4 separate regions of the Homo sapiens genome follow, and regions 1, 3 and 4 are each linked to region 2. The links are chromatin loops, found by intact Hi-C in ENCODE. Cell type or tissue: HCT116. All regions are shown on one strand. Links, peaks and the distances in the headings refer to the core of each region. The heading gives the core; the rest is flanking DNA. Region 1 overlaps CLCA1 (chloride channel accessory 1). Region 2 overlaps CLCA4-AS1 (CLCA4 antisense RNA 1). Region 3 overlaps ODF2L (outer dense fiber of sperm tails 2 like). Region 4 overlaps LOC124904210 (a long non-coding RNA gene).

What was found. Hi-C counts contacts between places; a loop is a spot of excess contacts. Peaks named below come from ENCODE experiments on the same cell type or tissue, not always from the same donor. Only the 100,000 strongest peaks of a DNase experiment are listed, where the experiment ranks them.
Region 1: a loop joins it to region 2, with 4 times the contacts of the local background. A loop is called at or near these places in 31 of 110 quality-filtered maps.
Region 3: a loop joins it to region 2, with 5 times the contacts of the local background. A loop is called at or near these places in 21 of 110 quality-filtered maps.
Region 4: a loop joins it to region 2, with 2.9 times the contacts of the local background. A loop is called at or near these places in 16 of 110 quality-filtered maps.

Annotation. Positions count from the first base shown.
Region 1 is chr1:86,470,642-86,478,434 of GRCh38, forward strand. CLCA1 (chloride channel accessory 1) reads left to right here. Exons shown (of 14, transcript NM_001285.4): 2 at 2,776-2,916; 3 at 3,088-3,235; 4 at 5,807-5,912. LOC124904210 (a long non-coding RNA gene) reads right to left here. Exons shown (of 3, transcript XR_007066206.1): 3 at 5,255-5,324. Among named protein-coding and RNA genes, the nearest start is that of CLCA1, 5.6 kb to the left of the region's middle. In HCT116, for the core only: a CTCF peak has its summit at 3,586 (motif pointing right); a DNase peak (open chromatin) is centred at 3,610.
Region 2 is chr1:86,684,247-86,692,039 of GRCh38, forward strand. All of the region lies in intron 4 of CLCA4-AS1 (CLCA4 antisense RNA 1), which reads right to left. Among named protein-coding and RNA genes, the nearest start is that of CLCA4-AS1, 16 kb to the right of the region's middle. RefSeq lists an enhancer at 1-627. In HCT116, for the core only: no CTCF peak of the experiment used is centred there; a DNase peak (open chromatin) is centred at 3,525.
Region 3 is chr1:86,375,871-86,383,663 of GRCh38, forward strand. ODF2L (outer dense fiber of sperm tails 2 like) reads right to left here. Exons shown (of 17, transcript NM_001366781.1): 5 at 7,264-7,326; 6 at 7,061-7,132; 7 at 6,372-6,488; 8 at 363-548. Among named protein-coding and RNA genes, the nearest start is that of ODF2L, 17 kb to the right of the region's middle. In HCT116, for the core only: a CTCF peak has its summit at 4,595; a DNase peak (open chromatin) is centred at 4,601.
Region 4 is chr1:86,511,739-86,519,531 of GRCh38, forward strand. The region is part of intron 1 of LOC124904210 (a long non-coding RNA gene); the gene reads right to left. Among named protein-coding and RNA genes, the nearest start is that of CLCA4, 31 kb to the right of the region's middle. In HCT116, for the core only: CTCF peaks have their summits at 4,039 (motif pointing right) and 4,241; DNase peaks (open chromatin) are centred at 4,063 and 5,783.

The DNA of each region.
Region 1 (7,793 bases), core at 1,346-6,345, 210 kb before region 2:
ATCCTAAAGTTGGGGGTGAGATAAGTTGGCTTCCATCATTTCCTTCTCTGTAACAAGAACACTTTAGTGAATAGAATGCTCAAAGTCCCTAACTCCTTCCTATTTGATGTTCCAGATCTGCAGAGTTGAGGGACCTCGTTGAGGGCTTGGCCACCTTTCCCAACCATTCCTCCCTCTACTCCAACAACCTTCTTGCTGATGAGAGACTCTCCCCTGGTGCCCCTGTGGGGACAGAAGCCCCTAACTCAGCTTTTAAAATATTTGCTTCAGCAGGACAGTCCCCAGATTTCCCCACCTACAAGAGCAGTTAATCGCTCTGCACCACTTCCATCCACTGCATTCTTGCTAATATTAGCAGGGGGAGTACACGTCACAAGATGAGGAAGGGAGAGTCAGAGAGAAACTCTCTCTTCCCCCGTCAAATATACATACACACACACCACACGCACAAGCTCGTGTGCACACACACACGCCCATGCACACACGCAGACATACACGCACACACGCACGTCAGAAGGTACACAGTAGGGTTATTTTGGAGTCTCTGCAATGCTCAGCACCCCAGGCACTGTGCCTGTCTTGGCAGTTCTATACCACTTTGCCATTTACTAAACCCACTTTATTTATCCATTTGTTTGTTTATTCATTCAACAAATATTTACAGAGCATCTAAATTATGTCAGGTACTAGAAGTCCAGTGGTCAATATACTGTCCCTGTCCTGAAGGAATTTCTAGCCCATTCTATAAACTGTCACCCCCAACCTTCTCTCAGCCTAAGAGTCTAAATATGTATTAGGATATGAGGTCATTTTCTGAAAATCTGAAACAGATGCCAAAACAAAGATCCCTTATTATTGTTTCTATTACAATGTGGAAGACAAGAGCATTTCATGGTACTTATTCTTCCTGGGAGACATTGGAAATTCACATTTCACAAGTCAAATGGTAAAACAATACTCTAATATATGAAGTTTTATACCTACTTTTCAAGTTTTTGGTGATCTTGGCTCATTTTTTAATTTTATTTTTTAAAGTGACATAATATTAAACTCTCCTAGTGAGTGTTAAAAATCTGGGAGTTTTAGAAGGAGAAAATGTAAATCATTAAGAACACTTAAAAAAATAGAGGCAACCATTATTATCACTATTTGAAAGGGAGAAATTGAGGCTCAGAGAAGTAAAATAAGTTCTTTAAGTTTACCCCTTAGGAAGAGGCACAGCAGGACTTACCCGTGCACTAACACCCAAGTGCTGCTTCCCCATAAAATGGTGAAGCATTTCTGCTCCTAACACGACCCCCACTAGGCAATGGAGTCTAGTCACTCTGGTCTGTTCCCGCAAGGACTTTGCTCCTGCAATGACCCCTTTTTCTTTTACATTTTTGTTTTTTTTTTCATTAGCATAGAAATATTTTATAATATAATATTAAAACAAACAAAACTGTCTTGTCCTGAAGTCCACTTCCAGCTGCTGCCTATTTCTCCATTCCCCTTTAGTTCACAGAAAAACTTCTGAACCTGTTGTTGTCTGTATTTACTGTCTCCACTGCCTCACCTCCCACTTTCTTGAAACCACTCTTACGGAGCTGCTGTATTTATTCCACTACTAGGGCTCACCATGCTGCCAAGTCCAGTGATCAGTTCTTAGTCCTCATATGAAGTGATGGCTCAGCAGTGCTTGACACCGATGATCACGCCCTCCTCCCTATAGCTCTCTCATCCCACAGCTCCTCATTTCCTCTGCAGGCACTGACTGCCCTTCTGAGGCCCCTGTATTGGCTCCTCCTCTTTCTACCTCTGAATGCTGGGGTCCCCCACATTCCCTGGGCTCAGTCTTCAGCCTCTTTTTTCCTCTGTCTATGCTCACTTTCGAAGCAAATGGTTTTCAGTCCTAACAGATACACTGCCCCCTTTCTATAACAGTATCTTCTATCACTCTCCCTACTCTCTCGTCATAACATATCACAGGGAATCTGCAGACACATTTATAATTTAACGCTGCAGCTATTTCATTTTAGAGAAGTAAAATTAGGTGTAATTTGAAAATATATAATTATGCTATTTTCTTATATCTCTTAGTACCACACTGCACAAAAAATAAATACTTCTATCAGCACTTGGCAAAGTTTAAAAAAAAGAAAAATGAATCAATAAATAAATAATACCACAACATTTAGTATTACATTTAATTTGACTTAGTATATAATCCCAAAATTATTACAGGAGTCAGCAGGTGTTAAAATCACATTCACTTTTTCTCTTCATTACTACTTGCTGTGAGACCTTGAGAATTATACTAAGTCTCAGTTTCACCCTCAAAGATTTGTGGATTCTCAAAGAAGCAAGTGAAACGCATAGCTAATATTTTATACTTGCTTGTGCGAAGTAAACACTGTTCCTAGCACATCATATGTTTCACTTTGTTCCTCACCACAACCTTATCAGCCAGTCACTATAATATAATATTCCATTTTGTTAATGGGAAAACTGAGGCTCAGAATTAGAAATTGCCGAATGTCCCACAAAAAGTGGTGCAGCCAGGATTAGAGTCTGTCTCCAGAGTCTGCATTGTTACTGATTACTCGGTGACACAGAATATTTGGTAAATGCTCTCAAAGCTTAGCTATTATTATTAAAAGGTATTTCTATATTTCTTCTTCCCATCTTAACAAATAACAAGTTTTTGAAAATGTGAAATCCAGATGTGAATTTGAATGACTGATAATTTAATTTATTTTCAGTCAATTGTTACGTATGTTTTCTTTTTCTTCCCAGGACATGGTGACCCAGGCATCTCTGTATCTGCTTGAAGCTACAGGAAAGCGATTTTATTTCAAAAATGTTGCCATTTTGATTCCTGAAACATGGAAGACAAAGGCTGACTATGTGAGACCAAAACTTGAGACCTACAAAAATGTGAGAATATCAAGTTCTTCTTTAAAATTCCACTTTCTCCTGTAACCAAGATTTTTTAAAATCAAAATATTCTAGAATCAAATGTGATTGTTTGAAACTTACTCCAGTACGAATATGGTTAATTCATTTGCTGAAACTTTGTGATGATAGAAACTTTTTCTTAAATTTCAGGCTGATGTTCTGGTTGCTGAGTCTACTCCTCCAGGTAATGATGAACCCTACACTGAGCAGATGGGCAACTGTGGAGAGAAGGGTGAAAGGATCCACCTCACTCCTGATTTCATTGCAGGAAAAAAGTTAGCTGAATATGGACCACAAGGTATGAAATATTCTACCATACTTCTCATACAATTTAACTATTTTATGTTCAAAGTGTATCAACACTAGCATTATCTTTGTGAGTAAGCATGTATAAGCCAAACAATTAGAGATAAAACATCATAGCATTTTTCACTTAAAATAGAACATGCATTTCACTTAGAATTTCCAGCATTTCTCAGCTATGAATTTAATTTACTTTAGATACATGTATAAATACGGTATTTTGAATTCTCGTAAATTATTATTATAGCATCATACTATAACTGTAAAAGAATTTAATTTGTATTAAGTTTCTATGGATATGTAAGGAGACAACGGAATTAAATCTTCTACCTGCAATTCATACAATAGCCACCAGATGGCGTATATGTGCAGTGCTCTCAGACGTGCATTCAAATTATATATGAATCTTGTTAAAATGTGGATTCTCCTTTAGGAGGCCGAGGCGGGCGGATCACGAGGTCAGGAGATCAAGACCATCCTGGCTAACACAGTGAAACCCCGTCTCTACTAAAAATACAAAAAATTAGCCGGGCGTGGTGGCGGACGCCTGTAGTCCCAGCTATTTGGGAGGCTGAGGCAGGAGAATGGCGTGAACCCGGGAGGCGGAGGTTGTAGTGAGCCAAGATCGCGCCACTGCACTCCAGCCTGGGCGACAGAGCGAGACTCCGTATCAAAAAAAAAAAAAGGGGGGGGATTCTCATTCATTAGGTGTGGGATGGGACTCAAGAATCTGCATTTTTAACAAGCTCACAGGAGATGTTGATTCTACCGGTCTGTGGATCACACTTTGAGTAGCAGACAGAATACCTTTGCAATTCATCTCTCAAAAACATGTAACTAAAGAAAAAACTCCAATGATAAATAAACTTTATCATTTGTATATGAGGTACATATAACAATTATTGGAGGAAATATTAAACAAGTAATGACATATATATAAAATGTACTTTCCAAGAATCAAATGTGACTCTTTACTAAATAACTAGCATTAGATTTCTTTACCTCAAAAAAGATTTGGATCCCCTAGAACCAGCTTGATTTTTTTTAACATATAAGGCACAGAAAACAAGCAAACAAAAGAACGCTATCCAAGCCCCATCCCCAAACACACTAGAGCGCTTAAAGACCTGGTCAAAAGGATGTGTCAAGCGTACCTCTTTGTTGTTCTACAACACATTTCACCTCCATAACAGGAACAGAACATTCTCAATGTATGACTCAACAAATAAGTGTTGAATTGATTGACCTGACTGCCTCATCCCACTCCTGAGCCCACTCCAGCCATCATGATCATATATAAAACCATTCCTTAATAGTGTTTCCTTTCTGTATTGTGACTCCACTCCAACTCTCTCACAATCATCTTTAAAGAGACCACCAATACCTACAGAATAAAGTCCCAATCCTTAGTGTGGGATACTGAGTTTCCACAGAATGCCCCACCTCACATAACCCTCCAAATTCAGCCTTCCTTGGAATTTACATTCCAGAAAAACTGAGCTGTACATAAGTCATTCACTCAAGTTTAACAAATATCACTGAATGCCTGCTAAGTTCTAGACACTATGTGCCCAGATATGACAGTGAAGAAGTCATATTGTCTGTCCTCATGGAGACAATTTTCTATTGTGGGAGACTGGCAAGTAAGTAGCAATGACTGTTTATCATTGTAAGTGCCTAATGGGAGATGGTGAAATGCAAACGCGGAGTACTGGGCCTAAGATGAGGATTTCAGGGCAGGCTTCTAGGCACATAGAAGCTTGATTTTCAAAGAAGAATAAGAGTTATCCAGACAAAGATGGGAAGGAAGTATTCCAAGCTAAGGAAACATAGGTAAAAAAAGACCAGAGTTGAACAAGAGCATGATATGACCTAGGAAAAAAAGGAGTTCAGGAATTCATCCTAATTCTAGAGTTTGGGAAGGGAGTGGAGAACAGCAAGAAATAAGGCTGCAGAGAAGAGCAGGCCTGAGGCATCAGGGACCTTGTACACCATGTTGAGAAGTTGGACTTACCCTGAAGGATGGAGACATGGAGGCCAATCTGGTGACTATTGCAGCAATTCAGGAGTAAGTGGCAATGGGCCTGGAAAGGTGAGAATGAATAAAAAAGACAGAGATGGAGTAAGCAGACCTTGAGGTCTGATGGGATAGGAGCCATGAGGGAGGAGAATTGGTTGAGGATGCTGCCCTGGCTGCTGTAGGAATGCCTGGGCTCCCATAGCCGCCTTTGCTGACCTCTGTCATCATACCTGTACCACCAGGCATTTTAGCTTCTAATCACACATGCCCTCCACTACACCAGGAGCTATGTGAGGATAGGGCAGCTGTTTGTGTCTGAATAACGGCTTGGCACTTACTAGGTGCCTGATTAACATTTGATAAGCCAAAATAAGTATTTATATTTTAAGAAAACGTACAGTTATATTAGATCTAAAGAAATCAAGTCTTTAATTTAAAAAATTAACACAGCAAAGCATAAATATTCCAAACATTGCTTTCTTCCAGTGTGAGAAGGTAATTTTGCCATTCTTATTGTAATCAGTTTTTTAAAATACTTTCTCACAGGTAGGGCATTTGTCCATGAGTGGGCTCATCTACGATGGGGAGTATTTGACGAGTACAATAATGATGAGAAATTCTACTTATCCAATGGAAGAATACAAGCAGTAAGGTATGTATATTTTGATTTAACTTGTTCCAAACTATTTTAAATTGCAACCTTTTTTTCTTGAATTGATTACTTTAAAAAATGTGTGTCCTGGCTTATTTTCTAATTCAAATTCATTCTTAGTGCCTTCTTTTTCAGATTTCCACAAAACTACCATTTTGTTTACTTTACAAGTGCTTCAGTTAATTGAATTATTCACTCTGCAGCTAGAAGTCATTTGCCTCCTTTTTTCTTTTTTTTTAACTGTACCAACTATAAAAAATCTACAGTTGCTGTGTTTAGTGTCTCCATCATCCCATACCAGCATCAGTGACGTAAGCAGAGCTAATGAGGCTCTTCGGTGCCTTCAGGGCAGAATAATAATATCTTCTTTTTTTGAGAAAGGGTCTTACTCTGTCACCCAGGCTGGAGCGCAGTGATGCAATCACAGCTCACTCCAGCCTCAGCCTCCCGGGCTCAAGCAATCCTCCCACCTCAGCCCCCTGAGTAGCCGGGACTACAGGCACACATTACCACATCAGACTAATTTTTATATTTTCTGTAGAGATGGAGTCTCACCATGTTGCCAGGCTGATCTTAAGTTTTCGTACAGGCAGGGTGTCCTTATGTTGCCCAGGCTAGTGTTGAACTCCTGGACTCAAGAGATCCTCCCACTTCGACCTGCCAAAGTGCTGGGACTACCTCTGACATCATGGTGGCGTGAGCCACCATGCCCGGCCCAGAATGGTATCTGTGTGGACTCTGTCAGTATGAATGGGCTTGGGAGGGACTGTGAAACTTATCTGAAAAACAATCCAAATATCAAAGCAAAACAGAAACTCCTCCCAGTTTGAATTAAACCTTGCGCGATGTCAGTAGAAATCAAGTACAACACTTGGAAAGAACGCTTGGCTGCCATGAATTTATGGGCTAATTCTTGCAGCCAGCAGTCTCAGTGCACAAAAACTGCTTTAGTGCAAACAGAAGTGATAGGGAACTTCCTAATTTATTTTAAAGAGTTAGTACAACTCAGATACTAAAACCTGACAAATGGAATGAAAAAATTCTGTAGCTACAGGCTCTCTAAAAAGATAGAGGCAAAGATTTCAAATAAAAGGATAGTAAATTACATCTGGCAAAATTAAGGGAAAAACAAACATATTAAAGCCAAGTAAGAATGTCTTCCAGAAATCCAAAAATGTTGTAATAGTAAGTAATGAATATAGTATATGAAGAAAAGAAGAAAATAAATGATTGTTCCAATAGATTCTCAAAAGAAACTTGATAAAAACGCACACTTATTCCTGCATTTAAAAACAACACCATCTTTTTAAGTAGAAGTTGGTACAACACCCTCTCCATGTCTGCTTCCGGTCTTGCTTGCCTGATGGCCCTTTAAGGAGATGCACTCGGCTTTGATTCCTAACTGTCTTGACCTAGTACAATTTTTTCAAAAGGGGCTCAGAACACAGATTTGGCTTCCATTTCTCGCACAGGACCATTACTGCTCTTTACTTTTCTCTTTCTTTATAACAGTCAGACTCTGTACACTTGGCCCATTTCCATTATATTATGCCTCATTGTTGGATCTCTTCAGGCATAAAGAGACATCAAGTGGGCCGGGCATGGTGGCTCACATCTGTAATCCCAGTACTTTGGGAGGCCGAGGCAGGATCACCTGAGGTCAGGAGTTCAAGACCAGCCTGGCCAACATGGAAAACTCCGTCTCTACTAAAAATACAAAAAAATTGGCCATGTGTGATGGCACACACCTATAATCCCAGCTACTCAGGAGGCTGAGGCAGGAGAATTGCTTGAACCCGGGAGGCGGAAGTTGCAGTGAGCCGAGATCACACCACTGCACTCCAGCCTAGGCAACAGAGCAAGACTCCATCCCCCCGAAAA
Region 2 (7,793 bases), core at 1,457-6,456:
TGTACAGATGGGTTTTCGGTGTAGATGTCCTTTCTGGTTGTTAGTTTTCCTTCTAACAGACAGGACCCTCAGCTGCAGGTCTGTTGGAATACCCTGCTGTGTGAGGTGTCAGTGTGCCCCTGCTGGGGGGTGCCTCCCAGTTAGGCTGCTCGGGGGTCAGGGGTCAGGGACCCACTTGAGGAGGCAGTCTGCCCGTTCTCAGATCTCCAGCTGCGTGCTGGGAGAACCACTGCTCTCTTCAAAGCTGTCAGACAGGGACACTTAAGTCTGCAGAGGTTACTGCTGCCTTTTTGTTTGTCTGTGCCCTGCCCCCAGAGGTGGAGCCTACAGAGGCAGGCAGGCCTCCTTGAGCTGTGGTGGGCTCCACCCAGTTCGAGCTTCCCGGCTGCTTTGTTTACCTAAGCAAGCCTGGGCAATGGCGGGCGCCCCTCCCCCAGCCTCGTTGCCGCCTTGCAGTTTGATCTCAGACTGCTGTGCTAGCAATCAGCGAGATTCCGTGGGCGTAGGACCCTCTGAGCCAGGTGTGGGATATAGTCTCATGGTGCGCCGTTTCTTAAACCGGTCTGAAAAGCGCAATATTCGGGTGGGAGTGACCCGATTTTCCAGGTGCGTCCATCACCCCTTTCTTTGACTCGGAAAGGGAACTCCCTGACCCCTTGCGCTTCCCAGGTGAGGCAATGCCTCGCCCTGCTTCGGCTCGCGCACGGTGCGCACACCCACTGGCCTGCGCCCACTGTCTGGCACTCCCTAGTGAGATGAACCCGGTACCTCAGATGGAAATGCAGAAATCACCCGTCTTCTGCGTCGCTCACGCTGGGAGCTGTAGACCGGAGCTGTTCCTATTCGGCCATCTTGGCTCCTCCCCTCACTATAGCATATTTTTAAGAGTGAAGACTGGAACAATCTAAGCATCCAGCAATAAGGAAATTGACAAATAAAATGTGGTATATTCATGTGATGGACTTCTATAAAACAGCTAAAAGAAATGAATTCTGGCCGGGCGCAGTGACTCACACCTGTAATCCTAGCACTTTTGGGAGGATCACCTGAGGTCGGGAGTTCGAGACCAGCCTGACCAACATGGAGAAACCCTGTCTCTATTAAAAGTACAAAATTAGCCAGGCATGGTGGCACGTGCCTGTAATCCCAGCTACTCTGGAGGCTGAGGCAAGAGAATCGCTTGAACCCGGGAGGCGGAGGTTGCGGTGAGCCGAGATTGCGCCATTGCACTCCAGCCTGGGCAACAAGAGCAAAACTCTGTCTCAAAAAAAAAAAAAAAAAAAAAAGGAATTTCATCTAATCTATATTAAACAGATTTGAAATATATAATACTGTGTAAAAAAATTACAAAATGATAGGTACAATATGCTATCATGTACATAAATTACAGCATAAGATATACTATATTTGTCTGTAAATATAAATAAGTAAAAGTATTTTTAAAACTGGGCAGGAAATACATTAAACTCTTCCTAGGGGAGGTTTTGAGTGAAGGGCAGAAAGGTGAATGAGACTGAGAGTGTTGATTTAGTTACCTAGATCTTAAGCTTAAACAATAATGTTTTAGCCCTTAAAAAAACTAAGTTATGATTTTAAAAATTGTTATTCCTATATGAGAAGAATGAAAGTTTTTGTTACACTATTATCTATATTTTTCTGGGTTTTTTAAATGTCTTAAATGTAAAAGAAAAATATATTTCACTCCAGCCCCATTAAATAAATTTACAAATATTTTCAAAATATAAATTGAATCAGGGACATTAGCTATTGTGCCCACATATCTCGATGCAGTTCTGAATACTTACAGGTGCATACTGTATAGTAAAAATGAGGAAATTAGCCTATGACATGGCTCTAACAAGAGTAGTATATATACTTTCCTTAGTAGGCAGATGCTTGAGCAAATTGTAATATGATTTGAGCTATATTTTTAGAAGTATTCATCTTGAAAACTTGTGTAAAGGAAAGTGAAATGGAGAGATAATTTTGGAGGCTATTAAAGGAGTCTAGGCCAGAAGTAATATGTTAGCATTAATAAATGATAACAAGTAATAAACATGGAAGGAAAAGAATGAATCTGTTTTCTCTCTCAACCTCCTTTACTATCATATCAAAGCACCAATGCTACTTTAAAAATGTTGATTAAGTGCAAGATATATTATCTTAATTCTTAACTCTTCCATGGAAATGTTCTCATTAATTTTGAGAATTAAACAATTAGTCTTTGTAAACTGTCCATAGATAAATTTTAAGCCATTCAAGTATGAATTTGACATTGCTATTTTGTATATTCATCTACCATGACCAAAATATGAGAGGTTTGTAACCCATAGTATTTACAAAATTAATATCTTCTGCTCTTAGATTTAGACATTTATAACAAAAATTTTTAAAACAAGATATATTGAACTATAACTTATCACATGCCAATCACTGTAGTAGCATTTTCTGTATATTTTTCTATTTAATCTTTACTTCAGCATAGCAAGGTAGACATTGTATTATAACCCCAATTAACTGGGACCTGAGCCTCAGAGATGTGAAATACCTTGCCCAAGTTCAGACTGAAGCTAGTAAATGGTGATGCTGAGATACAAACCAAGATCTAATTCCAAATTGTATGCTCTTTCCACTACCATCCTAATCTCTTCCGCTAACCAACATCATTTATTTATCTCATAAATGAAATCCCAAGTTCCACGTGCCGTGAATGTTGACAAGACTATTGTTATTAAAACATCTTTATGTTTTAATACACAGGAAGGGGAACATCACACACTGGGGCCTGTTGTGGGGTGGGAGGAGGGGGGAGGGATAGCATTAGGAGATATACCTAATGTAAATGATGAGTTAATGGGTGCAGCACACCAACATGGCACATATATACATATGTAACAAACCTGCACACTGTGCACTTGTACCCTAAAACTTAAAGTATAATTAAAAAACAAATAAATAAAAAATAAAAAATAAAAAATCTTTATGTTTTCAAAATAGGGAGTTACTTTTATTTAAAATGTTTTTATAAATAATTTTGATAGGTTATACTACCTCTTTTAGAGCCTTTAGGAACAGCTATTTAACTTTTTTAAACCCTAGTTTTCAAAAGGAGGTTAATAATACTATTTATCTCACAAAACTTTTATTAATGAAGACACTTTTAATTACTATCATAACTTACTAATGGAGATTAAATGAGATAAAACATATAAAGTGTTTATCAAAGTGTCTGATATATAGTTGGTGTTCAATAAATATTAGCAGTTATTATTTTTTATTATATTTTATAAGTATTTTATTATTGGGACAGTGCAAGTCTTTGGTAAGAAACCCAAAATATCTATAACCTTCCACAGCACAAGAGGATTATATCCTGGGTACTCAATATACAATCATGGAGCATCCATAATCTTAATTTCAAAGGTATCTACAAAAACATTACCTCTCTTCATCAAATTAACAACATGAGAATCATCTAACCAGTCAACTGAACACTGGAATCATACACAGTACTTTAATTTTATAACAAATTTTTAGGTTAGTCTGACATCTAGTGGAATTATCATAGTCATTCAAAAGATTTAAAATACATACTTTAAAAAAAGACTAACAACATTCTATTAAGTAAAAGACCAATATCTAATGTAATCTTTAAAATAAAAAAGGAAAATAAATTTGAGTAGTGCCTATGTGTCAGGTACTGTGCGAAAAGCTTCCACATACCTTATCTCACTCATTTGTTCAGAGTATTTAGTGCCTGCTATGTGCTAGGCTTGTATTATATAAAACATTTTTAAAAGCAGATATGATTTCTGACCTTTTTGAGCTTATAGATTAGTAGGGATTAAATTACACAAATTATTATATAAATGAATATAAATTGTGTTTAGAGACATGAAGGACTTACAAGGGAATCCCTAATTTAGTACGGAGTTTAGGAAGGGCTTCTCTGAGAAAGTGATGAGCCAACTCCTAAATAATGAGCAGCAAGAGAGATTTAAGGCAGCAGGAAAAGCATGAGTGAAGGTGCTGAGGTGGGAAAAGTTTTGTTATCTAAAGGAATTTAAATAAGGGCAGTGTGGTTACAGTTGTGAGTAAGGGAGACAGCTATACCAGATGAGTCGAGGAAGGTAGGTGGCAGGCTAAACAGGGCCTGGTGAAAGGGTTGGCCATATTGGGGATTCATGATTTTATCACTTTATGATAGGTATAATAGAAATCATTTGAAGTACAGTCATCCCTTAGTATCCACAGGGGACTGGTTCTAGGATGCCACTCTTCCCCCTTGAATGCTCAAACCCCTTATATAAAATGGCATAGTATTTATATACGCCATACCTATGCATATCCTCCTTTAAAGAGATGATACTTTAAATCATATCTAGATTACTTATAATACCTAATACAATGTAAGTGCTATATAGTTATTATACTGTGTTGGTTTTTATTTGTATTGTTTTTACTGTCATGTTTTTGTCTTTAATTATTCTTTTTTTCCACATATTTTCTATCCCTGGTTGGTTGAATCTGTGCTTTCAGAGCCCATGGATATGAAGGACCAATTGTAGTTAAACAAGGAGAGATAATGAGATACACGGTTTTTTAAAACACCCTGGCTCCTATGCAGAAACGAAATGGAAGAGGATGAACATGAATGTAGGGGGAAAAATTAGGACCATTTAGGAGAGTATTTCAATAGTCCCAACAACAGATGGTTTTGGCTCAGACTATCATGGTTGCTATCAGTAGATTCAGATCTGCTGAATATTGAATATTGGGAGGGAATTGAATTGAATTGAATACTGGGAGGGAGGTAAGGATGAGGAACCAGAGAGCATTGAAAATAGTCCCAGATTTTTATCTTGAACAACTGAGTCAATCGAAGTATTAAGATGAGTAAGAGTGGGAAATATTATCTTTGAGGATAAGATTAAGCTTTTTTTTTTTTTTTCAAGACAGCATCTTGCTCTGTTACCCAGGCTGCAGTGCAGTGGAGCAATCTCAGCTCACTGCAACCTCCACCTCCTGGGCCCGGCTAAGTTTGTATTTCTTGTACATATGGGGTTTCATCATGTTGCCCAGGCTGGTCTCAAACTCTTGCATTCAAGCAGCCTCCACCTGCCTCAGCCTCCCAAAGTACTGGCATGAGCCACCATGCCTGGCCCAAGCTTTTATTATCAAAGAATAACTGAGATATTTGGTTATTTATATGAAAATTTTTTTCACATATAGGGAAACACTCATTATACTGTTGTCAAGCAACAAGGGCAAATGCTTCACTTCTGAGAGAAAAAAAACTACAGTCTGGAAAGACTGAGTCTTGTTTGCACATTTTTCTTGGTAAACTGATTAGATGGCAGCAAAGAGGTCAGCCTAGGCAGTCTGTCCTTGTGAAGTTTGTCCAAGCGTAACAAAGAAGACAATTTCAATTGTATTTGATTATTCCCAAAACCTGCAAGTTTACTGAGGAGCATACTGGAATCGACTGTCTTAGGATTATGTCTATCAAGACCCTTCCATTCTCCAGCTTTGTTGAGCCAGGCCTGCATCATTTAACTCATCAGTATTTCTCAACTCCCTCCTTTTGGTCAAAACAAACTCCAAAAGATGCAAATTTTACAATCAAAGGTTCAGTACCTTTTGACTTAATATTATCCACCTGATATCAACTTAAAATAATCAATGTGAAATCTTTAGATTCCATTCATTGATCTAGGTGACTAGAGAAGCCAGGACAAACCATACAGGGCCTACAGGCCAGGATACAGATTTTGTTCTTTATCCTAAGACTAATGAGACATCACTAAAGGATTGAAATCAATAGAGTAATTTGATGAGAACCTTTATTTTAAATTTTCTAAAAAATTTTATGATAGTTATTAGACAATTGGAAAAGTGCTCTCTGGATATTTTCTAACATTAAGGAACTGTTGTTAATTTTATGTGTGATAATGATTTTGTGGTTATGTTTAACCAAACAAAAGAGTTCTTATCTTTTAAAGATTTACACGGAGAAATGTTAATAGATGAAATGAAAAGAAAATTGGAAGTCATCTGCGTATAAATAGATACATATAAATGGAGAAATTTTCTGTTTTAGAGTGAGAAGAGTTATGAAATGTATCTTGAGGAACTTTGTCAATTAAAGGCCAGAAAGATGGGGATGAGCAAAGAAACCAGACTATCTATTGAGAGGTAGGAGGAAAATCAGAGAAGTGTTGTCATGGAAACCAAAGAAAGAGAGGTTTCAAGAAGGAAATAATGCATACAAATTTAACGCATTAACACAGCACCTGGAATATGGCAAACATTCAACAAATATTGCGCTTATTATGAAGATGATTGAGAAACAAGTGGTACAGAATATCAAGTGATGGTAAGAGGTCAAGATAGTAATCACCAGTAATCTTAAAGAGAGTAATTTCTATGGAGTGGTAGGATAGGAGCAGAAACTACATTGGAGTGTTTCAAGGGTAATTGGGAGGTCCAGATATTGAGACAATAATTGGAGATAATTTTTTCAAGATGTTTCACTGGTACGGGAAGGAGATAAACAAGAAAGTGGCTGAAATAGGGTTGTGATAGTAAGTAGAAGCAATATTTGCGTTTGTGACAATTTGGGGGAGGAGAAGTTTAAAAATAAGAGAGACTGGCTGGGCGCGGTGGCTCACCCTTGTAATCCCAGCACTTTGGGAGGCTGAGGCAGGAGGATCACAAGGTCAGGAGATCGAGACCATCCTGGCTAACACGGTGAAACCCCGTCTCTACTAAAAATACAAAAAAATTAGCTGGGCATGGTGGTGGGCACCTGTAGTCCCAGCTACTCAGGAGGCTGAGGCAGGAGAATAGCGTGAATCCAGGAGGCAGAGCTTGCAGTAAGCCAAGATCGCGCCACTGCACTCCAGCCTGGGTGACAGAGCGAGACTCAGTCTCAAAAAGAAAAAAAAAAAATAGGAGAGACTGAAATGCCAGTAAAAATTCTGTAGAAAGGGAAAACATGAAAATATAAAAGGGAAAAGGGATAAACATATGTGTTTTAAGAAGGTGGGAGACATAGGATCCAGAACATACAGGGAAAGGACTGTTCTTTGATGGACAGAAAAACATCTCTTTTATTGTAACAGGAGAGAAGGAGAAATGATATGAGCAAATGTACGAAGGTTGAAAAGGTTCTGTTTTCATTCTCCCTTACCTGGGAAGATAGTTCTCTGGAGTGCCCTTTTAGTGTCCAAATCTGTGGAATTTCCTGTTCTTATTGTCTTGTGCAATATTTTATATTATAGATCATTACTTTTTAAAAACTCTCTCCTTTTTAAAATATATTTCAAGGAGACAAAACAGTCTAAAAATAATATAATAAATGCCCATGTATACTAGCTTAAAAGATACAAAGGAAGCGTCAATTCCTTTCTTTTTCTCTCATAAATAATCATTATTTTGAATTAGATGTTTATAATTCCCATGCTTGTTTTTATACTTGTATTAATTACATGTATCATATATGTATCAATAGTATATAATATACATGAATATAGATATAATAAATATATATATATCTTTAAGCGATGTAGAATATTGGCTGAACTATTTCAGTTTTCAGTGCCAGTTAGTCTGTAAGAGGTAAATTTTTTCAGTCTGAAAAGTGCCATAATTTGGTACTCTTAATTGATAGTTTAGTGGGCATCAAATTGTAGATTTATAAGTGTATTTGTTTTTCCTTAGCTCTATGAGGATACTATTTCCTTAACTTCTGGCTCTTAGTATTATTCTTGAGAAATCTATTATTGCTCTAT
Region 3 (7,793 bases), core at 1,914-6,913, 310 kb before region 2:
GCCTTCTCAGAACCTTTAATTTGCTAACATAGACCACAATGTCCCAAGGGGAAATATGTATGAAGTATTACCCTTAGTTAGTTGGCCAATAGAACCTTTTTTTGTGTGTGGAGGCGGGGGGGACACACTTAATATTTCCTTTAAGTAAAGTTCCCAAGGAAATGCTGATATATTTCAATATGAAAATTTGACATTTTATGTAATATTTCAAAGTAAAAGATTAAAGCAAAAAGTGTAAGTTTTTTCTGGTATTAACAGCATTAAGAAAAGAATAAAATTACTATATTAAGCATCATGATATTAATTATATAAACTACGTACATAATAGATCTTTTAATTTTAAAAAGAATGCATTTACATACCTGATCTCTAATTTGGGAAGTAAGCTTTTCAATAGCTCCTGTAAAATGGTCAAGCCTTTGTTTGTAAACTTTAGATGCCTTTTTTAAAGCTACAGTTTTTTGCCTACTTGCTTCTTTCATCACTATAGCCTCATTCTTATTCATTCTTGATTGCAGGTTCCACTTGGCTATCTTGGTTTCTAAGCTCTAAAAAAAAAATTAGCAACAATTAAATTATTTCAGAACTCCAATGTTTATGTAAACATTGTAAAAATATGTACATAACTGATATGGTTTGTGTATTACTCCATTCTCACACTGCCATAAAGAAATACCCTAGACTGAGTAATTTATAAAGGAAAGAAGTTTAATTGACTCACAGTTCCACACGGCTGGGAAGATCTCAGGAAACTTACAATCATTGTAGAAGGCAGAGGAAGAAAGGACCTTCTTCACATGGCGACAGGAGACAGAAGAGTGAGGAGCAAAGGGGGAAGAGCCCCTTATAAAACCATCAGGTCTCACGAGAACTCACTCATTATCATGAGAACAGCATGGGGAAAACCACCCCCATGATCCAATCACCTCCCACCAGGTCTCTCCCTAGACATGTGGAGATTATAAGGATTACAATTCAAAATGAGATTTGGGTGGGGCAGAGCCAAACCATAGCATTCTGCCCCTTGCCCCTCCTAAATCTCATGTCTTCACATTTCAAAACACAATCATGCCTTTCCAACAGTCCTCCAAAGTCTTACTTCATTCCAGCATTAACCCAAAAGCCCAAGTCTAAAGTTTCATCTGAGACAAGGCAAGTCCCTTCTGCCTAGGAGCCAGTAAAATAAAAAGCAAGTTAATTACTTCCAAGAAACAATGGGGGCACAGGTATTAGGTAAATGTTCCCATTCCAAATGAAATAAATTGGCCAAAAAAAAGGGGGCTACAGGACCCATGCAAGTCCAAAATCCAGCAGGGCAGTCATTAAATCTTAAATCTCCTAAATAATCTCCCTTGACTCCATGTTTCACATCTAGGTCATGCTGATGCAAGGAGTGGGCTCCCACGGTCTTTGGCAGCTCCAGCCTTATGGCCTGCAGGGTACAGCCCCCTTCCTAGCTGCTTTCCCAGGCTGGCACTGAGTATCTGTGGCTCTTCCAGGCACATGGTGCAAGCTGTCAATGCATCTACCATTCTGGGGTCTGGAGGACTTGTGGCCCTCTTCTCACAGCTCCACTAGGCAGTGCTCCAATGGGACTCTATGTGGGGTCTCCAACCCCATATTTCTCTTCCACACTGCCCCAGCAGAGGTTCCCCATAAGGGCTCCACCCCCGCAGCAAACTTCTGCCTGGACATCCAGGCACTTCCACACATCCCCTGAAATCTAGGCAGAGGTTCCCAAGCCTCAATTCTTGACTTGTGTGCACCCACAGGCCCAACACCACATGGAAGTTGCCAAGGCTTGGGGCATCCACCCTCTGAAGAAATGGCCTGAGCTATGCATTGGCCCCTTTTAGCCACAACTAGAATGCAGGGCACCAAGTCCCAAGACTGTACAAAGCAGCAAGGCTCTGGGCCCAGCCCACAAAACCACTTTTTCCTCCTAGGCCTCTGGGCCAGTGATGGGAGGGACTGCCATGAAGACCTCTGACATACCCCAGAAACATTTTCCCCATTAATATTCGGCTTCTCATTATTTATGCCAATTTATGCAGACCACTTGAATTTCTCCCCAGAAAATGGGTGTTTCTTTTCTATTGCATGGGCAGGCTGCAAATTTTCCAAACTTTTATGCTCTGTTTCCCTTTTAAATGTATGTTCCAATTTCAAACCTTCTCTCTGTGAATGCATAAAACTGAAAGCTTTCAGAATCAACCAGGTCATATCTTGAATGTTTTTCTGATTAGAAATTTCTTCTACCAGATACCCTAAATCATCTCTCTCAAGTTCAAAGTTCACAGATCTCTAGGGCAGTGGCAAAATACCGTCAGTCTCTTTGCTAAAGCATAGCAAGAGTCACCTTTATTCCAGTTCCCAAGAAGTTCCTCATCTCTATCTGAGACCACCTCAGCCAGGACTTCATTGTCCATATCACTATCAGCATTTTGCTCAACACCATTCAACAAGCCTCTAGGAAGTTCCAAGCTCTCCCACATCTTCCTGTCTTCTTCTGAGCTGTCCAAACTGTTCTAACCTCTGCCCATTACTTAGTTCCAAAGTCATTTCCACATTTTTGGGTATCTTTATAGCAATACCCCACTCTCTGCAGTACCAATTAACTGTATTAGTCCATTCTCACGCTGCTATAAAGAAATACCTGAGACTGGGTGATTTACAAAGGGACAAGTTTTAATTGACTCACAGTTCCACATGGCTAGGGAGGCCTCAGGAAACTTCAATCGTGGCAGAAGGTGACAGGGAAGCAGGGACCTTCTTCACATGGCAGCAGGAGAGAAAAGAGTGAAGAGCCAAGGGGGGAAGCCCCTTATAAAACCATCAGATCTCACTCACTATCATGAGAACAGGATGGGGGAAACCACCCCCATGATCCAATCACCTCCCACCAGGTCTCTCCCTAGACAGATGGGGATTCTGAAGATTACAATTCAAGATGAGATTTGGGTAGGGACACAGCCAAACTATATAGGTTTGGATCTGTGTCCCTACCCAAATTTCATGTCAAACTGTAACCCCCAGTGTTGGAGCTGGGGCCTGGTGGGAGGTGGTTGGATCATGGGGGTTGTTTCTTATGAATGGTTTACAGCATCCTCTTGGTGCTGTTCTCCTGATAGTGAGTGAGTTCTTGCGAAATCAGGTTGTTTAAAAGTGTGCAGCACCTCCCTACTTGCTCTCTCTTCCTTTTGCTCCCACCATGTGAGATGCCTCACTCCCCACTTGTCTTCCACCATAATTGTAAGTTTCCTGAGGCCTCCCCAGAAGCTGAGCAGATGCCAGAATCATGCTTCCTATACAGCCTGTGGAACTGTGGGCCAATTAAACTTCTTTTCTTTATAAACTATGCAGTCTCAGGCATTTATAACAATGTTAAAATGGCCTAATACAATAATCCTCTACACATTGGGGACCAATGCTTCTCTATAACCTGTTAAAGGATGCAAATTTAAAACATATAATCCTATATCAAACTAATGCTACCATTATCAAAGATACTATAGTGATTATGGTACAAACACTAACTTCCTTAAAACTTCTGTGATTAACTCAGATAGTTTTTTTAGTTCACATCTAGAATATTATACATCATACTAGTTTTAAAAACTAGTTTAAAAAAACATAATTGAGCTAGAAACAATCCAAATATGTACCAATGTTCAAAGGAATTGGTAGCTCCCCAAATATATTAGGACTCTTCACTTTGAAAGACAAAATCTTAAAGATATGATTATAATCTTTAAGAAGGCTATAGACGAGATAAACAGATTTTTTTACCAAATTTTAATTTACTAGATTTAGGGGGCACGCCCTGACACTAGAGTTACATTAAAGATAATAAAATACTGCTTTATCCAATAAAGTAAATGTATGGAAGTCATTATTCCAAGACCAAACACAGGTTTAGATAAATTAATGACTATAAGAGTCATAAGATAAGTATTATTGAGGACATGTTTCTATCATTGAATGTGATTGTAACTAATTGGCATGACTATCTCTTTGGCATACCTCTTGGTGACATGATGAGAGACGGAATATTAGGCTGGGTAGATGAGGGATGTGATTTAATGTGGTAACTCAGATGCTTTTATTTCAAATTATTTTAAGACTGTGTACTTAAAGTATTTGAGTATTAAGTATCTATTAAAGACTTATGATTTTAATGTTTTTACATTTTCAAAACCTGTGTAATACTGAAATGAATGTGAAATTATCACAGAATAAGTTTTAGTCTCCCATTCCTTAGAAAGCCATTTTAATTTTTAAAAATTGCAAAGGAGTCACAGTACAAGCTAAACCTAGGACTTTTCAACTTAACTCTACAATCATCAAAATCTAAGCTTCTTAACTGCCACTAAAATTGAGATTAAGAAGTATATATTAAGATTTAGATTTGATTTTTTTGAAGAGTGACTAAGTAAACTAAGAGAAGGAGCAATACATTCTTAAATTGTTTTTAAAAAACAAAATCCCATAAAACATAAGTAGCTGGGGAAAAACAGCAGTACAGTAAGTCGACATAAGACAAAGGAACATCCCACAGGAAACACTGTTGTCATTCCTCTAAAAGTCCACACGGTGTCATCATCACACCATGAATAGTTGCTTTCTTAGGTTAAAAAACTTCTAAACATAGAAACTAAATTTTCTTTTTGAACATAGTTCCAGACACGATCTTCTCACCAGATTTATCAAATCCCACACTTATACACTATCAAGGAGTATACTGAAATGACAAATTATTTTTATAATTTAAAAATAACCTCTCATTTGCCAAATGAATGAACACATAAAGCTGATTATCTTCTTTTTCTATCTCCAAAGCAATGTCTGTATACATGTCACATTTTATACAGACAATCATTCTCAGTCTCTTCTGAAAATAAGAAAACGTTCTAATTCTAATTGCTACATAACAAAGATCTAGAAAGAAAAATTGGTGGAAGGCATCTGTGGGATGTTCCCAGAGGTTTATAATGTAAATTTTTAAAAGACTCAATACAACAAATTACTCAACACTAAAAAGTTGAGATTGATGTTGCCAAATTGAGTTCATTGGATTCATACTCAAAAAAAAAACAACACAAAAACGAAACAAAAAAAAACCACTGTCAAACCTAACTCAAAAAGAACTAAATTCTGAACCCCTTAATCACTTAATGCCTTAAATCCAAAAGTGTGTGAGAGAAAATGTAGAAAAATTCATAGACTCAGACAGTTTCTTTTAATCATTTCTTAACAGTAGCATTTTGGTAAAAGAATTTGAATTCAAATTATAGTTGAATTTCATAGCAAAATTTTAGGATTTTAGCCTTATGTTCTTTCTCCAAATTATCATGGTTATAAAAAATAACCACTACGCTTTAAGATAAATTGGGAAAGATGATTATCTAATATGTTCAATCATACATCAGATGTATTCAATCACATGTGTTCTCCTGTATTTACTATGACAGACCACTGCAATACCAAGTCCAGTTCATCTGCAGTGCCCTAGCATACAAAATTTATTATCCCCCATAAACCCGCATTATGTCCCTTTAAAGGAACACACACACACACACCCAAACTCGAGTATGGTTTTGAAACATGCTACAGGCTGCAGACATCTGCTATAATTCAGGAGTGCAAAACCAAACAGAAATCTAACTCAGAAGTCCTCAACACTCAATGGAGTTTGAGTCTCTGTAACCTCTCAAGGTGGGAATATTGCTTCTTTGCCTTTGGCGGAAAAAAAAAAAGAGTTACCTTATATTGTATGATATGCCACCTCAAATTCTTATCTCAAAGTGACTTTGACTCCAAAAGAATAATTAAACCAAAAAATTCCCCTTAATTATACTCCTACAAAGTTGTTTAATAAGGGAATTACTTAATTTTGTGAACATCAAAGTTGGGCTGATTTTAAAATTATTACGATTAGTAACAAAAAATAAACATCGTATTGACTGTTAAACGTGTGAAAGTATGTATGTATATATGTATAGATGGAGAAAAAAGATTGAAATAATGTACACCAAAATGTTAACAATGATTTTGGTATATTTAAATTTATTTTCTATAAATTTTCCACAGTAAATATAAATTAACTATAAAGTGGAAATGATTTTTAAAGTAATTCAATTCCATAAATCCTTCCTAGATTGGTATTAAACAGAGACAGCATTTTTATGTTGAAATTTGTACCCAAACCTTTAGTTAGGCCACAAATATTAAGATTTACCTTAAATATGTATTTCCCATGTCAACAACTGTGTATTTTAAAACCACCAAATTCTAGAACTAAGGAAGGCTTTATGGCCTTTCATTAATTTTATCACTTAAGCTATAAAAATGGATATATATTTATATATAACCTTTACATATTCTTTCAACTTATCGTTCTCGGCTTCCCTTTTATGAATTTGGATCTGTAGTCGTTCATGTACTACTTTTACTGATTGGGAAAAACGGTTTGCTTTCAAAGTATTTGCCTGTAACAAAGAGAAAGAGAAAACCAAAAAAATCCATATTATTTGCTGTATCCCCAGCCCAATATCTTTAATTTTACCCTGATTTAGGCACAATCTAAACAGCTGATAAAAAGCAAAGCACTACTTTACATAAACTGCCGCCCCTATTACAAATGTATTTCATGCCCAACCAGGGCTAAGTTTTATCCCCCAACATTTTTTATTTAATGGCTTTCTTTTTTAAAATTCCCATCTATCTTTCTAAATAAAGGTATGGGTATACCTAAAATGCTCCTACAAACACTAAAATTCCTTAATTTGTTCCCCAACTGAAACACAATACAAATTTAAAACAGTTCCTATATGAAGTGATTTATGCCAAGTATCCTGACAAACACCATAAAAACCCTAAAAAAACTTAATAAAATTAAGATGTTATATTTGATAGGTAAAACCTGTAAAATATCCAAATAATCTAGAATTTCAAAACACTTTTCTGTGTTTATTTCTGAGGAGTTGGGGCCAGGATGGGAAAAAAAAGGGAGTCAATATTAATATAATGAATTAAGCTCAAAAGCTCAAATTTTGCTTACCTTTTCACTCTGAAACAAACAAGAAAGTTCTTGGATATGGGCCTCCTTTTCAAATACCTTCTTCTTAAGATTCTTGAGCAAATATAAAATAAGAATTAGGAATTTCACAACTTGGATAATATTGGCTAACTTTATAAAACCAAGCAGCATGCAAATAACAATGACAGGAAGAATGGACACAAAGTAAGTGTGGAAAGACTTACAGTATTTTCACTTTCATTATCAGTTAGATTTTCTAGCAACATGCTGGATAAATTGTCTCCTGTCTGAGAAAAGAATGTTATAAATCAGTGATCGCAAATTATATTTCTCTATATAAAAAAGTAGGAAGTGAAATAAGCACTACTCAATAAATTAATATGACTTTTAATTCAGATTTTTAAAAGAGTTAACAACTGAAAAGATTTTTGCCCTAGTATTCCAAATTATTTTTGGTCTGCAATTTATGAAATTAGTTAATTTACTAAATTAATCTCAAAAGAATGCTTCAGAAAGTATAGGCCAATGACACTAAACTCACAAAAATCCTCTATACAAAAGAAGTTTGTATAGAGTTTGTATAGAGTATAGAATGCAACACAGTGCTGTTTACAAATAGGCAAAAATTATCAACAATCTAAATTCTAGCAATAAGAAATCTCTTAAAGAATTACAGCAAATCAGTAACAGAATTCTATATAGCCATTTTAAATGAGATCATAGAAGACTATTTACTCATTTTTGAGAGTCATAC
Region 4 (7,793 bases), core at 1,777-6,776, 170 kb before region 2:
ACATCCTTGCCAACAACTATTTTTTGTCTTTATTATAATTGCCATTCTGATAGGTGTTAAGTTATATCTCACTGTGGTTTTAATTTGCATTTCCCCAGTAATTAGTGACGTTGAACATTTTTTTCATGTATTATTGACTATTTGTATGTCTTCTGTGTTGCTCCGGCTCATTTATCAACTGACCCAAAAGACTGCCAGTTTTGAGGGGGGTCCAGAACAGAAGGCTCTGCAACAAATCCAGGCTGCTGTGCAAGCTGCTCTGCCACTTGGGCCATATGACCCAGCAAATCCAATGGTGCTTGAGGTGTCAGTGGCAGATAGGGATACTGTTTGGAGCCTTTGGCAGGTCCCCATAGGTGAATCACAGCTAGGATTTTGGAGCAAGGCCCTGCCATCTTCTGCAGATAACTACTCTCCTTTTGAGAGACAGCTCTTGGCCTGTTACTGGGCTTTGGTGGAAACTGAATATTTGACTATGGGTCATGAAGTCACCATGCTCCCTGAACTGCCTATCATGACCTGGGTGCTTTCTGATCCATCTAGTTATAAAGTGGGGTGTGCACAGCAGCATTCCATCATCAAATGGAAGTGGTATATAATGTGATCTGGCTCAAGCAGGTCCTGAAGGCACAAGTAAGTTACATGAGGAAGTGGCTCAAATGCCCATGGTCTCTGCTCCTGCCACCCTGCCTTCTCTTCTTCAGCCTGCACCAATGGCCTCATGGGGAGTTCCCTATGGTCAACTTACAGAGGAAGAGAAGACTAGGGCCTGGTTCACAGATGGTTCTGCAAGATACACAGAAACCACCCGAAAGTGGACAGCTGTAGCAATACAGCCCCTCTCTAGGACATCCTTGAAAGACAGCAATGAAGGGAAATCTTCCCAGTAGGCAGAACTTCCAGCAGTGCACCTGGCTGTGCACTTTGCATGAAATTAGAAATGGCCAGATGTGCAATTATATACTGATTCATGGGCTGTAGCCAATGGTTTGGCTGGATGGTCAGGGACTTGGAAGAAGCATGATTGGAAAATTGGTGACAAAGAAATTTGGGGAAGAGGCATGTGGATGGAGCTCTCTGAGTGGTCAAAAACTGTGAAGGTATTTGTATCCCATGTGAGTGCTCACCAACGGGTGACCTCTGCAGAGGAGGATTTTAATAATCAAGTGGACCCGGTGACCCATTCTGTGGACACCACTCAGCCTCTTTCCCCAGCCACCTCTGTCATCGCCCAATGGATCCATGAACAAAGTGGCCATGGTGGCAGGGATGGAGGTTACTCATGGGCTCAGCAACATGGACTTCCATTCACCAAGGCTGACCTGGCTATGGCCACTGCTGAGTGCCCAATTTGTCAGCAGAAGAGACCCACACTGAGCCCTCCATATGGCACCATTCCTTGGGGTGATCAGCCAGCTACCTGGTGGCAGATTGATTATATTGGACCTCTTTTATCATGGAAAGAGCAGAGGTTTTTCCTCACTGGATAGAATAAGTGTCTATCCGGAATAGACACTTACTCTGGATATGGGTTTGCCTATCCTACACAAACGGCTTTTGCCAAGACTACATCCGTGGACTCACAGAATGCCTTATTTACCATCATGGATTCCATACAGCATTGCCTCTGATGAAGGCACTCATTTTATGGCCAAAGAAGTGTGGCAGTGGGCTCATGCTCATGAAATTCACTGGTCTTACCATGTTCCCCAACATTCTGAAGCAGCTGGATTGATAGAACGGTGCAATGGCCTTTTGAAGTCACAATTACAAAGCCAACTAGGTGACAATATTTTGCAGGGCTGAGGCACAGTTCTCCAGAAGGCCATGGACGTTCTGAATCAGCGTCCAGTATATGGTACTGTTTCTCCCATAGCCAGGATTCATGGGTCCAGGAATCAAGGGGTGGAAGTAGAAGTAGCACCACTCACCATCACCCCTAGTGATTCACTAGCAAAATTTTTGCTTCCTTGTCCCATGACATTATGTTCTGCTTGCCTGGAGGTCTTAGTTCCAGAGGGAGGAATGCTGCCACCAGGAGACACAACGATCCATTATACTGGAAGTTAAGATTGCCACCTGGACACTTTGGGCTTCTCCTCCCTTTAAGTCAACAGGCTAAGAATGGAATTACAGTGTTGGCTGGGGTGATTGACCCGGACTATCAAGATGAAATTAGTCTACTACTCCACAATGGAGGTAAGGAAGAATATGAATGGAATACAGGAGATCCATTAGGGTGTCTCTTAGTATTACCATGCCCTGTGATTAAGGTAATGGGAAACTACAACAGCCCAATCCAGGCAGGACTACGAATGATCCAGGCCCTTCAGGAATGAAGGGTTGGGTCACTCCAACAGGGAAAAAACATGGCCGCCTGAGGTGCTTGCTGAAGGCAAATGGGATACAAAATGGGTAGTAGAACAAGGTAGTCATTGGTATCAGCTACCACGACAGGACCAGCTGTAGAAACGAGGACTGTAATTGTCATGAGTATTTCCTCCTTCTTTTGTTAAAAACATGTTTGTACATGTACACACTTGTACCAAGAAAATATCTTCATTTTTTTTCCTTTCTCCTTTATCATGTGACATAAGATTTATTGACTTCACATTAGCATTTAAGTATCGTTAACTTTATGTATTTGGGTTGGGGACTGGTGCATTTTGGTTGTATGAAGGATAGTTGTATTATGTTAAGCGTAATTATGACCTTATTATTGTCTTTATTTGAAGATTATGTGTGATCTTAGGAGATGTGTATGGCTTCAAGTTGACAAGGGATGGCTAATACTGAGAGTCAACTTGATTCAGTTGAAGGATACAAAGTATTGATCCTGGGTGTGCCCTTGAGGGTGTTGCCAAAGGGGATTAACATTTGAGTCAGTGGGCTGGGAAAGGCAGACCCACCCTAAATCTGGGTGGGCACAATCTAATCAGCTGCCAGTGCAGCTAGAATATAAGCAGGCAGAAAAATGTAAAAAGAAAGACTGGCCTAGCCTCCCAGCCTACATCTTTCTCCCGTGCTGGATGCTTCCTGCCCTTGAACATCAGACTCAAAGTTCTTCAGTTTTGGAAATCAGACTGGCTCTCCTTGCTACTCAGACTGCAGATGGCCTATTGTGGGACCTTGTGATCATGTGAGTTAACATTTTAAAAAATCCCCTTTATATATTCCATTAATTCTGTCCCTCTAGAGAACCCTGACTAATACATCCTCTTTTGAGAAATGTCTGTTTAGGCCGTTTGCTTATTTTTTAATCAGGTCGTTTTCTTGTTATTGAGTTGTTTGAGTTCCTTATATATTTTAGATATTCCCTCTTTATTGGATGTATGGCCTTGCAAATATTTCCTCCCGTTTCACAGGTTGCCTGTTCACTCTGTTATTTGTTTCCTTTGCTGTGCAGGAGCTTTTTTGTTTGATGTAATACCATTTGTCTATTTTTGGTTTTGTTGCCTGAGGTTTGGAGTCGAATCCAAAAAAATCATTGCCCAGAACAATATCAAAAATAAAGAAAATATAAACACTATAATCTTTAAATTATACTTTAAAAATACACCTGACATATGGCCTCAATAGATTTTCATTGCCTCCAAGTAATTCTACATGGTTTCAGACTTTTAAAGAAACGCCAAAATCTTTCCCAAAAAAATCTGTTAGAGTGATTCATTAAACTAAGAAAGAGAAGACAAATCAACAAAGCAGTGTTCAAGGAGGCTTACAGTAAAATTTCACATAGACAGTCAAATCTAACAACCCAGGTAAGAACTAAATAAAGAGGACAAGAAAGTCATTCAATTAAAAAGCCCAAGCAATGCAAAGTTATTGTAATTGAGAAAAATCTATTTAACTCGGTTCCTGAACCCACATGCAAAAGGAAAACATGTTAAATGCTTCTTCCTAACCTATTTTAGCTGTTTCTAGAGATAAAGCTTTTCCTAAATTTCAAAGAAGCTCAGAATTCTTAAGGGGGAGGGGAGACTAAAAATTAGTGATGACCTGTACAATGGACAGCACAAATCAAACTCCAGAGGGCACACTGAGTTCACGTGTGATTCAGGCAGGCACAGGAATGCACTACTCCTACTGGTAGGGCATGGAAGTGGGACCCCAGGCAGCACTTTAAGGATCAAGGCAACCAGTCCATGTAGAGAAAAGTCTCCCTCCTCAGACACTAATCTGAGGTTTGGAAAGCAAAATACTACCACCATCATCACACCAACTCGGGGGGGAAAGTGCAGGGTGAGGGAGAGGTGAGCAAAACTCAGGGCCTTGACAGAGAAGAAAATGGTGTGATATTATTATCATTATCATTAATTATTTTATCTGATAATGATAACAGCTACCGTTTCCTGGGTTTTTTGTTTTGTTTTGTCTTGTTTTACTGAGTGCCAGGCACTAAGTGCTTCACATCTTCACGTCTAGGTCCTCCACTAATATTTGAGTGTCCTGAGGCAAGAGGACAAATGTAGATCCAGATACCATGTGTCTAAATATGTAAACATTATAAATCAGGCCTACAAGCTGTTACAATGTGTTATCTCCGGTCTTGACAAATATACCTTCATAAGGATTTGGAAGTCCAGGTTCAAATTTAAAATTCTTGGAAACCTCTTAGTGTGATGGTGGGACATGACACCTCAGGAACAGATGGGCCATGATTCACCATCTTCCTATCTTTCTCTACTCCACAGTCCAAACCCCAGCAGGCCTCATGCATATGGGTGTGGCCTCATCAGCCCATACACCACATCAATAGCTACCCTTTGTCCATCTTTCCAACCTGGAAGTATACATATCTTTGTCACAATCTTCCCTAGGAAGAACTCCAAGTCAGTTGTGGCACACACAGACCATGGAAGCAGGATGAGTCATTTGTCAGGGAATTTCATGTTGGGTATGTTATGCAGGTTCTAGAAATGTGGGGCTGTGGGAGGACACACACTGGGTGTCACAACCCCTTGGTCCTGTGGACTCTACACTCCATCGGAAGAGGACAGGACACATTACACAATTTTGGGGACCCAGTACAAAATGAAAATGCAGGACCAAGGCCTTATTCAAACATCAGGAAAAAAGTGTAATTAAAGTCACTAAAATATAAAGCTTTTTTCTTTCTTCCATAGTGCATCTCAGCTTGTCACGGTGTTTTTTTGTTTGTTTGTTTGTTTGTTACTTTTTTGTCATTTAATGTTCTAAGTAAAGAAAAATTATAATTCTAAAGTATTCATATGAATTTCACCACATGAATTTCACCACATAATGCATCTACATTATGTGTTGCCAGTTTTAAACACAAATGTAAGAACTTTTAACTTGTATATTGAATACACAATTTGTATTTTGTAGCTTGTACATGCATACTTACTTTGTTTTGTCAAAACAATGAAAATACTGCATAAAACTGGCTCAAGTGTTTTTATTTCACTTAATATGTTCACATTCTACCAACACCCTCTACCTTCAGCTGACTGATGAATAAGAAAAGACTGAAAGGAAAAGGAACTATGGGCTGCCTCATCTTTCTCCTTCCTTCTATGTCATCATTTTCAGCACAAGTAATTGGCAAATACAGGGAAGTAACACAAATAAAAAAGGATAGGTAGAATCACGTGGTCTTTTATGTTTCTTAGAATGTCTTTGCCTTCTTTCTGTGTTTAAAGAAAGTTCTGGTTTGAACTAAAAGTGTGGTCTCAAGATGTCAGGGCACCTGCTTACTCAGTCCTAGAAATGGCATGCTTATCTGGCATTTTGAGTCTCACTGACTTTCCAAGCATTCTAGGCCTACCCAAATTCTTTGTGCATGAGCCATCAGGAACCTGTATGCAAATGGCACAGTAAGGAATGGCAGATACACATAATCACACCTATCTCCACTAGTTACACATGTTCTCTATTGTCCCATCAGGCTTCCCTTATAAAACACAAGTTCAAAGATAAAATTATTAAGAATTTTAAGACAACTGAAGCAGAGGATTAAACCAAGCACAGGACCCCTTGAGTGCAGGGCCATAAGTGACTACACAGGTCTCTCATGCCCTTGAAACTCACCCTGGGTCCACTAAGGGGAAGAAATGTCTTATCAAAAGGCTGTGTAGATGGACAACTAAGACTGAGAGCTAAATGATCTGCCTGCAACCTCACTTGGTAAGTGACTTAAGCAGTATGTAAATCACAGTTAGTCTGACTCTGGAAGCCAATCTCTTTCATCAGTTTATTATATTTCCTCTTGAAAGAAGCTTAGTTGCATGAACTGAGCCAACACTGTACAAGCCTCAGATGTTCAACAGCTTTAGTCCCTATAGCCAAGAAGCATTTTCAGGTTAATTCATTGGCAGGCTCACTCCAGAAACACAATTGCAATTATATTAATGCTATTCACAAGACATTATTTGCTGGATGAAGAAAGAAGTGGAAAACTACTTTCCTTATAGCAGTAACAGAATACTTATTAAAACCAAGAATAATAATAACAAAATTAGAATAACAAAATACTTATCATAGCTTAGTAATAATACTAAGAACTGCTAATATTTACTAAGCACTTTCCATGTGTCAAGCACTACTCTAAGAGCTTCTGCTATATTATCTCATTTTTCTTCACAGAAACCCTAGGTCAATAACATTATTATCCATATTTACAAATCAGGAAGCTGAGGCAAAGAGTGGTTCAACAAGTTGAGTAAGGTCATACTGTGTTAGTGAGCTCTATTTGCAGGCAGGTAGAACTAAAGCAATTGACCCAGACAAGATAATCCGTAAATATTTCTAGAGTAATAGTACAAGTAACTTCAGGAACATTTTAGTTTATCTGATGAACATCTAACATTAGCCATTTTTTTCTTGCATTTTACTTTTCAGAAAGGAATTTTAAATGCTTTCATTATAGATCTAATTTTTTATTGTGTAGTCAAGGTCCCATATGCAGGAAATATTTTGTATTTAATTCAATGTCCTGTGTGCCTTCCTTATCTATATTTCCACTAACCAGGAAATAAGGGGAAATTCCTATGGATTCAGGGAAGAACTATTACAAGGGACTATTCTCAACATAGCTATTGACTTTGGAATTTTTATGACTGTGCGTCCATCAAATTTACTAACTTAAAGTATGTAGTTAAATGGCCTAGCTTGCTTGTCTGTTTTGTTTTTCTGTTTTAACATTGGATAATGTGTGTCAATCAAATTTGCTAATTTAACATAACATAGTTGTCTAGTTAGTTGGAGTTTTTTGTTTTGTTGTTCTGTTTTACTGCTGAATAGATTCTTAAATCAGGAGAACTGACATCTTGCTAATCTTTGTCACTGTGGGCTAGATGGTTTGAGAACCTAGTGAGACTTTGAATCAGAATCCCAAAAGTGGCTTTAGATGCTTTAAATTCTTACCACTTTTCTATCTTTTTTTTTTTTAAATAACAGAGACAGGGATCTTGCTATGTTGCCCCAGGCTGGTCTCAAACTCCTGGCCTCAAGTGATTCTCCCACCTCAGCTTCCCAAAATGCTGTGACTACAAGTGTAAGCCACCTTACCCAGCTCGTTCTCTGTTTGAAAAGAAAAAAAAAAATCACCACCTGAAATGATTTAAACCATTAACCACAAAAAAGCTACTATAGAAAAAATATCTATCGTATTTTAATTTAATTCATCAACAATAAGTGACATAAACAATTCTGTGTAAAAAGTCAATATTCTTTGGAACTGTCCTTTAATCCTTTGGAAATATGTTGTAATCAACCTTCATTTTGACTAATAGCAAAGACATAATCTGATTTTTTAAAGCTCTGATATGCAG